Linked DNA regions of Homo sapiens: region 2 is linked to region 1. Evidence: chromatin loops called from intact Hi-C (ENCODE). Cell type or tissue: Caco-2. All regions are shown on one strand. Each heading gives the region's core, and the rest is flanking DNA. Links, peaks and the distances in the headings are about the cores only.

Region 1 (8,309 bases), core at 1,443-6,442:
GATAAAAAGCACTTTGAGCCATTCTCTAAACCAATGGTTTTCCAACTCAGCAATCTAGGAGCTGGTTAAAACTGTAGATACCTAGATCTCATCCTGCAAAATCTGATTTGTAGATCTAGTATGGGGCAGGAATCTTCATTTTATCAAACATTCCAGATTACTCCAAGGCATAATTTATAGCTACAAGGATGGATTATCTGTGTCTCTTTCAAAAATGACATTGTGTCTCAGAAAGGGAGATACACAAAGGGAGTTTTAACAGCAAAATTCTTTAATGTGCTCATAATATTAGTTTGTCAGCAAGGCTTTTTAGAGGAAAAAGCCTCTAAAAGAAAAAAAAAGACAACACGCATGTCTTATGGTAGAAGCCGTCTCTATTTCTACTATCCTAGAAGTTTATCTGAAATGAGCATTTAAAATAAGGTGATAACATTTTCATTCTGCCACCTTACAGACAAGGCATAGGGGCGTTTAGAAAATCTCTTGTTTAGGTTCTCATGCACCCATGTGTAGTAAAACACTCACCTCTCCCTTTGTTAGTCCTGGTAACACATTCTATTTGTTATTTCACTATAAATGTGTAGATTTAGATGTACAAAATAAGTTTATTTTATCCTATCTCTTTGTGTTAGTCCCTTTCGGCTGGTTTCCAGCTGACTTGCCTTTTGCAATACCGACCAAGAACCATTCCTAATCAGGAGAGGTTTCTGTAGCCTTCCTTTCCCCACTGCAAAGCTTTCTCTATCTCTGTGAGTTTCTTCCATATTTTCTATCCATATTATCAAGAAGCTAAGCAGAGCATATAGGTAAGAAAGAATCAAGATATGGCAGCCCTCAATACAGTAATAATAAAAGCCACAGCTTTGAAAACTGCCTGAGAAGCAGAACCAGGCAGTTTATGGGTGTGTTTCCTAGTTCTCTTAAAAACCAAATGCAGTTCTTGACAAGAAACCACATTGTATTTCCAATAATAATGTGATTATTGGCCAAAAGAGCAACATAGGTGGGTTTTCAATGAGTATTAACAGTGGGTCGATACCTTAACATAATAAAGGATGGACAGAAGGGAGCTAGGCCTGCACCATCATCTTTGCCCTAGGAGGCTGGGCAGCCAGGGAAGAACTGTGAGTGTTATTGCTGTGTTAAGGAAAGCAACACTGGTTACACAAAACAAAGAAAACAGGAAAGACTTCTTTCCATGTTGGCTGCCATGGCAGCCACCTAGCTCTTGCCTGGCTCCTCCCCAGAGATTATCCGGAAGAGACAGACAAGGACAAGATAAGAAGGCTAAATCAACCACTGAAGGGACCTAAAGAAGAGAAATCAAAGGACAGTTGATATCTAGGGCCTTCAGAAGATTCTAAAATGGAAAGCAAGTGGTAACAAACTCCAACATGTAGGAAAAGACCATTCCAGCCAGCTTTCCACTGCAAGGAAGACCATGTAGGGGAAAACACAGAGAGGAAGGCAGCTCACGTTCCAACCCTACAATCTCATGTCTTCTGGGCAAATTGCATAATTTTTCTGAGCTAGAGTCTCCTCATTCATTGACTGATAAGTTTCCATTCTACTTATCTCCTAGGTGATTAGATGGTATCTTGTATATGAAAACATTCTATAAGATCCAAAGAACCAAATAAATGTTAGTTGCTTATTTTCTCCTCCTATCTGTTGAGAAAAGGATTTAGGGCGGGAAGAGGTCTCTGGGTTGTATATGGATGATATACAGATGAGCATGGGAATAATTTTAATGACTACCTCTATGGGGAAAGATACTCTGCCTTCTAATCAAAGAAAGAAACTTACTGAGTAAGGACTTGGAAAGTTGTGATTTGACCTGCCGTGCTAATCTATTGCTACAGAAGTGTGAGAGCTTTTTTTTTCTTTTTTGTTGTTGTTGTTGCTGTTTTTCTTGAGACGGAGTCTCACTCTGTCACCAGGCTGGAGTGCAGTGACGTGATCTCAGCTCACTGCAACCTCCACCTCCCGGGTTCAAGCAATTCTCCTGCCTCAGTCTCCTGAGTAGCTAGCATTACAGGTGTGTGCCAACACACCCAGCTAATTTTTGTATTTTTAGTAGAGATGGAGTTTCACCATGTTGGCCAGGCTGGTCTTGAACTCCTGACCTCGTGATCCACCCACCTCGGCCTCCCAAAGTGCTGGAATTACAGGCATGAACCACTGCACACAGCTCCTGTTAGTGACTTTAAAATATTTGTCATGATACCAAATTACTCCTCTTCATATATCCCAAATGGGTGAAACTCCTCAAGACCAACAGTGACATGAGAGATTGTTGGCCTGTACATTTCTCCCAGTTAGGTGTTCAGTTCAAATGCCTCCAGGAGCTTAAACCAGATTTGAAGGATATGGTTTAACTATGTTACGGAGTTACAGCACGGGTTATTCTACAATAAATACTTGTTGAGTGGAACTGAATTTCAGTTTAGCTCACCCTAGCTAATTGGGTCTGATTAGGTAAGGACAAATTCTGTAGCAGACCAGTTTTTTCCATGTGTGGGCCTTGGCCTACCTTTATACAGAATCCACCTGGAGAAAAAGCGTAAAGAAGATTACTGTCCCTAGGCCGGGCGCAGTGGCTCATGCCTATAATCCCAGCACTTTGGGAGGCCGAGGCAGGCGGATCACTAGGTCAGCAGTTCGAGACCAGCCTGGTCAACACAAAAATTAGCTAGGCATGGTGGTGCATGCCTGTAATCCCAGCTTCAGGAGGTGGAGGCAGGAGAATTGCTTGAACCCAGGAGATGGAGGTTGCAGTGAGCTGACATCATGCCACTGCACTCCAGCCTGAATGACAAAGCAAGACTCTGTCTTAAAAAAAAAAAAAGATGAAGAAGATTAGTGTCCCTCACTCAACCCCAGATAGTCCAACACCTCAAAGTCCACACTTCCCCTCCAGGGTCTTCAACATAACCCTCATCGGCATCAGCCCCCATCCCACTTACGTTTCTCTCAGCACTCACTCATTAAAGACGGTATCAGGGCTTTTGCTTGTACTCTCCCTTCTCTAACTGAACCCTTTCTTCCGGCTCCATTCTCCATCCTTTGGGTCATTTACCTCCCACAAACACAAGCTCTGAGTTGAAGGCCCTTCTCCCTTTCTCATTAATATTTCCATTTTCAGAGGGACCTAACAAGGATGTCTGCCTCTAGACATTTATGTCTAATGCTTACCATTACTGTTATAGTGGGAATGTTAGGACAGGTAGAGATTTTAGCATATCTCAAATCATGGGAAGAAGCTATTTTCTCAGTTATTGATTTCAGAGAAGCCTCTACCCCTTTGGGACTAGAAACCAGGTCTCCTAACTCATAATCCAATTATCTTCCCAGCTCACCTGCTGATTCTTGGATCAGACTGAGGCTTAAGTCTGACAGTCTGATTTTTCCTTGCATTAAAAACACATTTAAAAAAAAAAACCTTCTGATTTGGTTACCTAAACTCAGTGACCATTTCTGATGTTTATAGCTGGGTATCAAATAATTCAAATGGCATTTTGAGCTTTAAACACTTTCTGTAAATATCAGTACTAAAAAATGCCTTGACATCACTGAACTAAATAACAATTATTTTAGTGTTATTTTTGTTTTTATATTTTATACTGTGTTTGATCTTTGTAAAGCCAACAGGATTCAGGATCTGAGGTCTAGGTCACTGAAGAGATTGCATCAGCATCTACATCTACCCTTTGATAGGCCCCATTGAGGGAGAAATTCACAAGGAGCCCAGACGTGTTTACTTTGCTGTTATCCAGCACTGCAAACAAGCAACTGGGTTCTGTGATGACCCTTTACTGCCTAATGTTTAAATATTGCCAGCGACACTGGTCCAGTTTTAGCCTGATTGTGCCGTTAGGTTTGTTACTAAGATGCATTGTTTTGCATTCTAGTACACTACTTTCATATCTAAAATGAAATCGAAAATGAGAGGAAAATATTTAACCATGGTCAGGTCCTGTGCCACAGTCGAGTAAATATTCTGTGTGCTTCCAAACATCATTTGCACACTTACCATTTTATAATTAACATGTTTTGAAACTGAGATCATAATCAATAACAAACCTAAAAGATCAAAGTTCTTCTTTCAGTCTTTTTAGTCAGATTTTGCTTTGGGAACCTGAGGAAAATACGATCCCCATGATTTGCTCTCTAAATAATGTAGCATATCAGACAGATAACCAGTCATTTAGCTTCAGTTATCTGTCCTAACTACATTATATGCAAAACAAACAAACAAAAAATCATATCTACTGTGTAAATCCAGATCTCACTACTGGAGATTCATTCTTCCTATTGTCAGTTGAATTCTCTGTCAAATCTCCAAGCAAGCAAGCCTCATATCAAGATGACTAAGAAGTTTTATATTCACTAGTTGGGACCTTTGATCTGTGGCTCTAATTGGAAGAGACATTTTTAAGATTACCCAAGCTCCAAAGTTCATTTTGGTGTACAGAGCAAGGAATGATTACTACATGGTAGAAATTTTTTAAAGAGATAACTTGGTGGGTCTTCAGCGTTAGGGGTGCCGTCTACATCAAAAGATTATATTCCTGTGCCTGCTTTTTTCTTTACTTTTAGAGTTCTACTGTTTTACAAAGGATCGATGGACCTAAGATTCAAATGCTTTATCTTTTGATAGAGTTTTTACTGCAATTGCATATGGAGCTATGGCCATCGGAGAAACGCTCGTTTTGGCTCCTGAATATTCCAAAGCCAAATCGGGGGCTGCGCATCTGTTTGCCTTGTTGGAAAAGAAACCAAATATAGACAGCCGCAGTCAAGAAGGGAAAAAGCCAGTAAGCACAACTGTGATCTTAAATGTCCAAATAAAGATGGCAACAGTAGGAACTGGGGGCCACTGAAGATGGGAGGGAGAGAGGGGCAAGGGCTGAAAAACTAACCATTGGGTGCTATACTCAGTACCTGTGTGACAAGATCATTCATACCCCAAACATCAGCATTACGCAATATACCCAGACAACAAACCTGCGCATATACTCCTGGATCTAAAATAAAAGTTGAAAAAATAAAATGTAACATAAATGAAAAATAAAAATAAAAAATAAATGTCCACTTATTAAATGAAGGCTGTCTTTGGAAAACTCTGCAAAAGATAATGTCATAGTAACATAAAGAGTTAAAAGTTTGTGCAAAATAATTTTATGGCTGCAAACGGGGAAAAGGGGTCTTGTCTTAATCAAATTTTTACCTCTACAACTAAAATTTATATTTCATATTTTAAAATATATGCTTTTAATTTATATGCCTGATGCTATGAGAATGTTCTTGAAAAAAAAGATTGATTCTTATACTGAATTCTACTGAGAAACTAAAGTTTTGATCTTGGATGAAGATTCGTATTAAGGTTTATTTGTTTTTTTTTCTCTGATAATATATGCAAAGTAAATAATATTCTGCTGCTTCAGACACCATTTTTCATGGGAAATATATTTACAAACAAAGGGGAAAAAAAGGAAAGTATACCTATTAAATTGATGCACACAAACAAATTTAGCCTCAAACTCTAAAAGACTGTGAATATTAAAAGAGAAATAATAGGTAGGGTGTATAATTTCAAAATAAATCTCTCAATAATAGTCTTATACAGCTGGGCGTGGTGGCTCACGCCTGTAATCCCAGCACTTTGGGAGGCCGAGGTGGGTGGATCACGAGGTCAGGAGATCGAGTCCATCCTGGCTAACATGGTGAAACCCCGTCTCTACTAAAAATAAAAAAATTAAAAAAATTCAGCCGGGTGTGGTGGCACGCACCTGTAGTCCCAGCTACTCGGGAGGGCGAGACAGGAGAATCGCTTGAACCCGGGAGGCGGAGGTTGCAGTGAGCCGAGATCACGCCACTGCACCCCAGCTTGGGCGACAGAGCGAGACTTGCTCTCAAAAATAAATAAATAAATACAAAATAAATAATAGTCTTATACATTAAATATACATTCAATTTTAGTACTTTTCTAGACATTTTAATTTTTAAAATAAAAATAGTCCATTAGGTATATACTTAAATGTTTTTAACTTATAATTATTTCCCTCTAGAATTTTAATAGATTTATATGTATGACAGCTTAAAATACAGCATTACTAGAGCTACACAATGGTTAAGAAGAATGCCTGTTAGTGACAGAAATAAGACTATCTGGAAATTCTCAAAATAGAATGCTTCAAAGATACATCACAGTCAAAATAAGATTTTGTTCTTGTATTTTGGAAAGTAAAGGATGTAAGAAGCTTTTTTTTAATTTTAAGATTTATATGTATAACAGTATTGCTACTCCTATTTCTTTCTGCAGATTATAACAGAGGAATTGAGTATCTCACTGATCTATGTCCTTACAGAACCATAGGCATGGCATAGACTATGGAAGTGTTTCTTATAAAGGCTATAAAATTAATGAATTTAATCCTTATTTTATTTAGTATGTAAATGTTTCTGAATATCACTCTACGCTTTTAAAAATTAAAATCTGGGCAGGGTGTGGTGGCTTACACCTGTAATCCCAGGACTTTGGGAGGCTGAGACGGGCGGATCACCTAAGGTCAGGAGTTCAAGTTCAGCCTGGTTAACATGGCAAAGCCCCATCGCTAACAAAAACACAAAAATTAGGGTGTGGGGGCAATGCCTGTCACCCCAGCTGCTCGGGAGGCCGAGGCAGGAGGATCGCTTGAACCTGGGAGGCAGAGATTGCAGTGAGCCGAGATCACACCACTGTACTCCAGCCTGGGTGACAGAGCGAGACTCCTTCTCAAAAAAAAAAAAAAAAAATTAAAGTCTGGTCAAACAAAATTGGCAAATATTGAAATTCCAGCTGGGTGATAGGTATGTGGGCCATTTATTAAATTTTTCTCTCTATTTTTATACTTTTGGAGTTTTTCATATTAAATAGAATTAAAAATCGTAAGAATAAATTTTAAATGTATTAAATTTAGAAGTTTTCTAGAATACCTCTGTGAGCTATTATACAAAATACTTACAAGAGCATACATAAAAATAATTGAATTCTTCATGTTTCTGCGGTATTCTGTTTTTTTAAAACCTTTTTTATACAAATGCAGAGAGGGAAGTACACCAAAAAAAATTTAAAAAATAAAACAAAAAGAAATTTTTTATACAAATAATATTCATAGGTTGTAGGGGGCAAATGGAAAATACTCACTACACTAAAATAAACGACTACTACACTACTTTTAAATTTTGGCAAATATCCTTCCAGATTTTTTTTTTCTATTTCTAGATCTCTTAACCACATCTTAACATCAAATTCTTTTAACAAGAAAATAATATCATAAAATTTTTTTTGTTTACTCCTCACCCCTACCTGCCCTTGCTTCTTACCTATAATATGATGGGCTCAGAATGGGTCAAACATGACTAGTAAACCTGACTGTAAGGATGTGTTTTAAAATCCAGCCATCACTACCACCACACACACATGCACACACACACACAAATCCACTACTCCTTAGTTGTTTAGTCTAACAACAAAAATTAATAAGACTTAAAATGCAATTGAGAAGAACACAAAGATCAAAAGAACTTAAAATCTTATGAACCAAATATATAAAGGGAAAGTTAATCATTTAGTGATAGTTCTGGAAAGTCTTTTTTAAACATCCTGGTGTAGATGAGTATTGGTTTAGAAATCATTAACCAGTAAAGAGATTGATGCACAGAGAGAAACTAAATGTTTAGGCAACTGTCACTGCCAAATAATGGTCAATTGAAAATAAAGATAGGGCTGGGTGTGGTGGCTCACGCCTGTAATCCCAGCACTTCGGGAGGCCAAGGTGGGCAGATTGCTTGAGTCCAGGAGTTTGGAACCAGCCTGGGCAACATAGTGAAAACCCATCTCTACTAAAAATACAAAAATTGGCTGGGTGTGGTGGCGCACGCTGGTGGTCCCAGCTACTCAGGAGGCTGAGGTGGGAGGATGGCTTGAGCCTGGGAAGTGGAAGTTGCAGTGAGCCGAGATCACACCACTGCCTTCCAGCCTGGGTGACAGAGCTAGACCCTTTCTCAAATAAAATAAAATAAAATAAAATAAGAAAGATAAATCAGAATTCAAAACATACTGTACCTTCACTATAAAACATGGCCCAATTTAGAGAAATAACCCTCATACATATAGTTTATGAGAACCCCAGCTCTTCTGAATTAAGCAATAAAGGTTTGTAAAGCACAAACCACATTAAAAAGAAAAACGTATTACCCAGATAAGCTGGTCAAACAACCAACTGCGGAATGGAACTGTCTGTGCAGCAAAGCTGAAGGAAGCA
Region 2 (5,000 bases), core at 1-5,000, 72 kb before region 1:
TTATGTTAGGCTTTTTTTTTTTTTTTTTTTTGAGATGGAATCTTGATCTGTCACCCAGGCTGGAGTGCAGTGGCATGATCTCAGCTCACTGCAACCTCCGCCTCTCAGGTTCAAGCGATTCTCCTGCCTCACCCTCCAGAGTAGCTGGGATTACAGGCACACACCACCACACCCGGCTAATTTTTATATTTTTGGTAGAAATGGGGTTTCACCATGTTGGTCAGGCTGGTCTCGAACTCCTGACCTCAAATGATCCACGCGCCTCGGCCTCCCAAAGTGCTGGGTTTACAGGCATGAGCCACTGCGCCCAGTCAGGCAATTTTTTTTTTTTTTACCAAAAAGAGAGAGAGAGAGAGATTAGTAATCTAAGCCTGAGTACAAAAGAACAGTGAAAAAAAATTAATAAATAAAAGAATAGTGACAAAGAGGAATTTGGCCTCTCAGAGTCAGAAGGATCATACCCTTTAAAATGGCTATAATGGTAAATTCTGTATTATGCATATTTTTCCACAATTTTAAAAACAAAACACAACTAGCCTTTTTTGGAAAACCACACTCACACTGTCTTCTTGGGAAAGAAATTCAAACCATACTCCAAATCGAAGCTCTCATGTGGGTTAAAACCACTTTTGTTCCTGTAAGTTGTTTATTTTTATACTATTGTATAAATAACTAGTAGAATTCTCTTTTATAAATTTAGGTCACTGTTACTTAGCAGGACATTCCAAGGTTTTAAAGAATATACTAAAAGGTCTTCTAAGACATAATAAAATATTTTTCCATGATATGGATAAGCATCTTGGTGATTTTTGTAAATTAAAATTATTCCTAAGCCTTTCCTTCCTCCCAAAATAAGGAAAATGCCTATAGAAGATACTGATTTTCCTAAGTGCTATCAAATAAGTGATCTCAATGTATTATTTACCAAGAATAAAAATAGGTAAGCTATTATGCCCTTATGGAAAAAAATAAACTAATTATTGCAGCATTTTCTCTTCTTACCCACCATTTACTCTTCTTACCCACCATTTACTTCATCATTTATTTTTTATTGTAAATTTCTCCACAAATACTTAAATGATTAGCTTGTTAATAAAGTTAAGTAAAGCTGGGAGTGGTGGCTCACACTGTAATCCCAGCTACTTGGGAGGCTACAGTGGGAGAATCACGTGAGACCAGGAGCTCAATACCAGCTGGGCAACATAGCAAGACCTTGTCTGTAAATAAAATAATAAAATGATTTTTTAAAAGTTCAATGAAGAGAAAAGGTATTAAATGATGATAAATAATTTTATGTTATCTCTAATTCTTAACCTTCATGTTAACTTATTTAGAAGTGACAATGAAGAGATTCCAGGCCATAAAAAGAAAACATTTTACCATTATTATGTTATTATTTCACGTTCCTAATTAGGTAGTACACGTGGGTTCATTTTAGCAGAGTTTACATTTTGAAAGTGTTTCTTTTCTAAAGGGTCTTAACCCAAGCATTCATGCATTCACATGAGTAGATTTCTGCAAGCTGGAAAGAAGGGTCAACGAGCAGGTGAGTCACCCATTAAAAGTGACTTCTAAGTTCCTGATATTTTGCTATTTGTCATCCCCCTTGACAAAAAAGAAAGCATTCTCGGACCAGTGACGTGGTCTGACAGTAACCCCACATTGTTGAGCCCTGGAACCCATGTCGACCCAGAAGAACATTAAGCCAATTGGCTTTCAACATCACAGTCAGGTAGTTAAGAAACAAAAGGCCTATGTTTCCCGTTCAACTACCATGGTGACCTTATTATAAAAGATGACCAGCTAAAATTTGATAGCCTAAAAGAAATGACACTGAAGAGTAGTGAGAAGTTCTCAGACTGTATTCTTGGAGTACTAGGGTACTAGGGTCTCCAAGGAGCCTCTCAAGGACTGAGAGAGGTGGGGAAGTGAGGTGGACAAGCAGGTAGGGCCGTACCCCCAACTCCCCTGCCAATTCAAGCAATGCAGTGATCCATTTATCTGGATGAGATAGAGATGGAAAGATAGATAGATAGATAGATAGATAGATAGATAGATAGATAGAGATACATACATACATACATACATACATACATACATACATACAGATATAGATATACAAGCTTCCAGATGAGCTTCTATTTGTTGAAAGGATTTTGCAGTTAAAAAAAAAAAAAAAATGTTGGGCCGGGCCTGGTGGCTCATGCCTGTAATCCCAGAACTTTGGAAGGCAGAGACAGGCGGATCACCTAAGGTCAGGAGTTTGAGACCAGCCTGACCAACATGGAGAAACCCTGTCTCTATTAAAAATACAAAAATTAGCCGGGCGTGGTGGCACATGCGTGCAATCCCAGCTACTTGAGAGGCTGTGGCAGGAGAATCGCTTGAACCCAGGAGGTGGAGGTTGCGGTGAGCCGAGAGCACGCCATTGCACTCCAGCCTGGGCAACAAGAGTGAAACTCTGTCTCAAAAAAAAAAAAAAAAAAAGTTGACGATAACAGCACTACATCATGGAGTACATGTCACCGATGAGCCCCAAATCCAACTGAGGCAACCTTTTGGAAGGCAGTGAGTGGGAACTTGTGTTCTCGTAGGTTTTCTATGCCACACTTGCCCCCAGGTTACTAGAACTCTCTGTGCTGACACGCTTTCCCAGAAACTGTGTTATGCCTGGTAATGGACCCTCTCAAATGCTTGAGGCTTTGTATTATTTTCCTTTCTTTTCCTGCTGCCCTCTATGTTTACGGCAAGTCCCATAACCATCACTGGTGAGAATCTAGCTGATCTCCTCAGGTCCGTATCTCTGCCTAGCAATTCTGGGAGGGATGTTTTAAAGCACCCTCTTTTTCAAAGTCCAAAATAATGACCTGGTGATGTATGGCTGTGCATGGAATTGTAAAGTAATCTGAAAAATGTCAGCAAAGTGTCAAGTAGAGACCTGTCTTCCTGGTGACCTTTGTTTGGTCAAATACCTAATTGTTTGGCTTTTAGCTTTGTGTAATCTGTGAAGTAGGATAGGAGATACTAGGAAATTCTTTCAATATTGTATTTTCTAGAAAAAATAATACAACAAAGACGTATTGATAATCTACCACACTATCTACGTTGAGGTATCTGGAACCACAGTGGTATGAATTGCACTATCTCCCTAATCTTTACACTAATTCTGGCTAAAAGACAGCATCAGCTCAAATTTTCCTGATCAGTTTTTTAGCAGGCTTTGGCTGCCAAAATCTCTTCTGTGTTTTAAGTCTGAAGCAATTACAGTTGAATATTTTGTTGTTGTTCACTATGAGGAGTATATCGGTTTTAGGTCACATGAATGATCTAGTAGAGATGTATTTTTCTAGTACACTTGATAGTACCTTGAATATGTACAGTACATGTAGGCCCATTTTATGGACCTCTGAGGCACAGTTTTTTCCCTTTTAAGTTATTAGATATTTCTGTGATTTATTTGATGCACTCAGATACAAATTCATGCTATAATAAGTTAAATTGTAACATAATATCTACCTTAATCAAATATTTATAGTTTAGGCCAGGAGCCTGGCAAAGTAAAGATGACACAGATGAAATGCTTGATAAGTAAATAAATATGAGAAGAGATATATATTAAAACACCTGTGAAGTGAATCCCCTGTGAAGAAAAGAAGGTCTCTAACAATATAAACCTGTATCAGGAAACCCTGTGATTCTGATTCTGTGCACAGAAGGATACATGGAATTCTCAGACCTTTTCTAGTTGCAACCTTTTAATTGTTTGACTTTATATTCTGTCCTCTCAAATTCTCCTTAGACTGTGACGTGTTAATGCTCTCTTTTATATTTTCTAATTAAATTCCATACACATTAATTTGAGAACTGTTGGAGAGTATTGTGAAATCATTGAGCTAATGGGTCACATCACGTGGCTTCATGAATAAGATTTGAGATCTGTTTGCTTTTGGAAAATAACATTCGCCTCTGCCCCTGCCCCTGCCCCTGCCCCTGCCCCTGCCCCTGCCCCTGCCCCTGCCCCTGCCCCTGCCTCTGCCTCTGCCTCTGCCTCGTCTCCCTCTGATGCCGAGCCAAACCTGGACTGTACTGCTGCCATCTCGGCTCACTGCAACCTCCCTGCCTGATTCTCCTGCCTCAGCCTGCCGAGTGCCTGCGATTGCAGGCGCACGCCGCCACGCCTGACTGGTTTTCGTTTTTTTTTTGGTGGAGACGGGGTTTTGCTCTGTTGGCCGGGCTGGTCTCCAGCTCCTAACCGCGAGTGATCCGCCAGCCTCGGCCTCCCGAGGTGCCGGGATTGCAGACGGAGTTCGTTCACTCAGTGCTCAATGGTGCCCAGGCTGGAGTGCAGTGGCGTGATCTCGGCTCGCTACAACCTCCACCTCCCAGCCGCCTGCCTTGGCCTCCCAAAGTGCCGAGATTGCAGCCTTTGCCCAGCCGCCACCCCGTCTGGGAAGTGAGGAGCGTCTCTGCCTGGCCCCCCATCGTCTGGGATATGAGGAGCCTCTCTGCCTGGCTGCACAGTCTGGAAAGTGAGGAGCGTCTCTGCCCGGCCGCCATCCCATCTAGGAAGCGAGGAGCGCCTCTTCCCCGCCGCCATCCCATCTAGGAAGTGAGGAGCGTCTCTGCCCGGCCGCCCATCGTCTGAGATGTGGGGAGCACCTCTGCCCCGCCGCCCTGTCTGGGATGTGAGGAGCGCCTCTGCTGGGCCGCAACCCTGTCTGGGAGGTGAGGAGCGTCTCTGCCCGGCCGCCCCGTCTGAGAAGCGAGGAAACCCTCTGCCTGGCAACCGCCCCGTCTGAGAAGTGAGGAGCCCCTCCGTCCGGCAGCCACCCCGTCTGGGAAATGAGGAGCGTCTCCGCCCGGCAGCCACCCCGTCCGGGAGGGAGGTGGGGGGGGGGGTCAGCCCCCCGCCCGGCCAGCCGCCCCGTCCGGGAGGTGAGGGACTCCTCTGCCCGGCCGCCCCTACTGGGAAGTGAGGAGCCCCTCTGCCCGGCCAGTCG

Evidence for each region. A loop is a pair of places that touch in the nucleus more often than their neighbours do. Peaks named below come from ENCODE experiments on the same cell type or tissue, not always from the same donor. Only the 100,000 strongest peaks of a DNase experiment are listed, where the experiment ranks them.
Region 2: it touches region 1 in a loop (9-fold over the local background); 1 of 110 quality-filtered maps calls a loop at or near these places.

What each region holds. Positions count from the first base shown.
Region 1 is chr7:20,734,323-20,742,631 of GRCh38, forward strand. It overlaps ABCB5 (ATP binding cassette subfamily B member 5), which reads left to right. Exons shown (of 28, transcript NM_001163941.2): 24 at 4,661-4,817. Among named protein-coding and RNA genes, the nearest start is that of SP8, 48 kb to the right of the region's middle. In Caco-2, for the core only: no CTCF peak of the experiment used is centred there; a DNase peak (open chromatin) is centred at 3,769; H3K4me3 peaks cover 250 bases.
Region 2 is chr7:20,663,703-20,668,702 of GRCh38, forward strand. All of the region lies in intron 14 of ABCB5 (ATP binding cassette subfamily B member 5), which reads left to right. Among named protein-coding and RNA genes, the nearest start is that of ABCB5, 51 kb to the left of the region's middle. In Caco-2, for the core only: no CTCF peak of the experiment used is centred there; no DNase peak of the experiment used is centred there.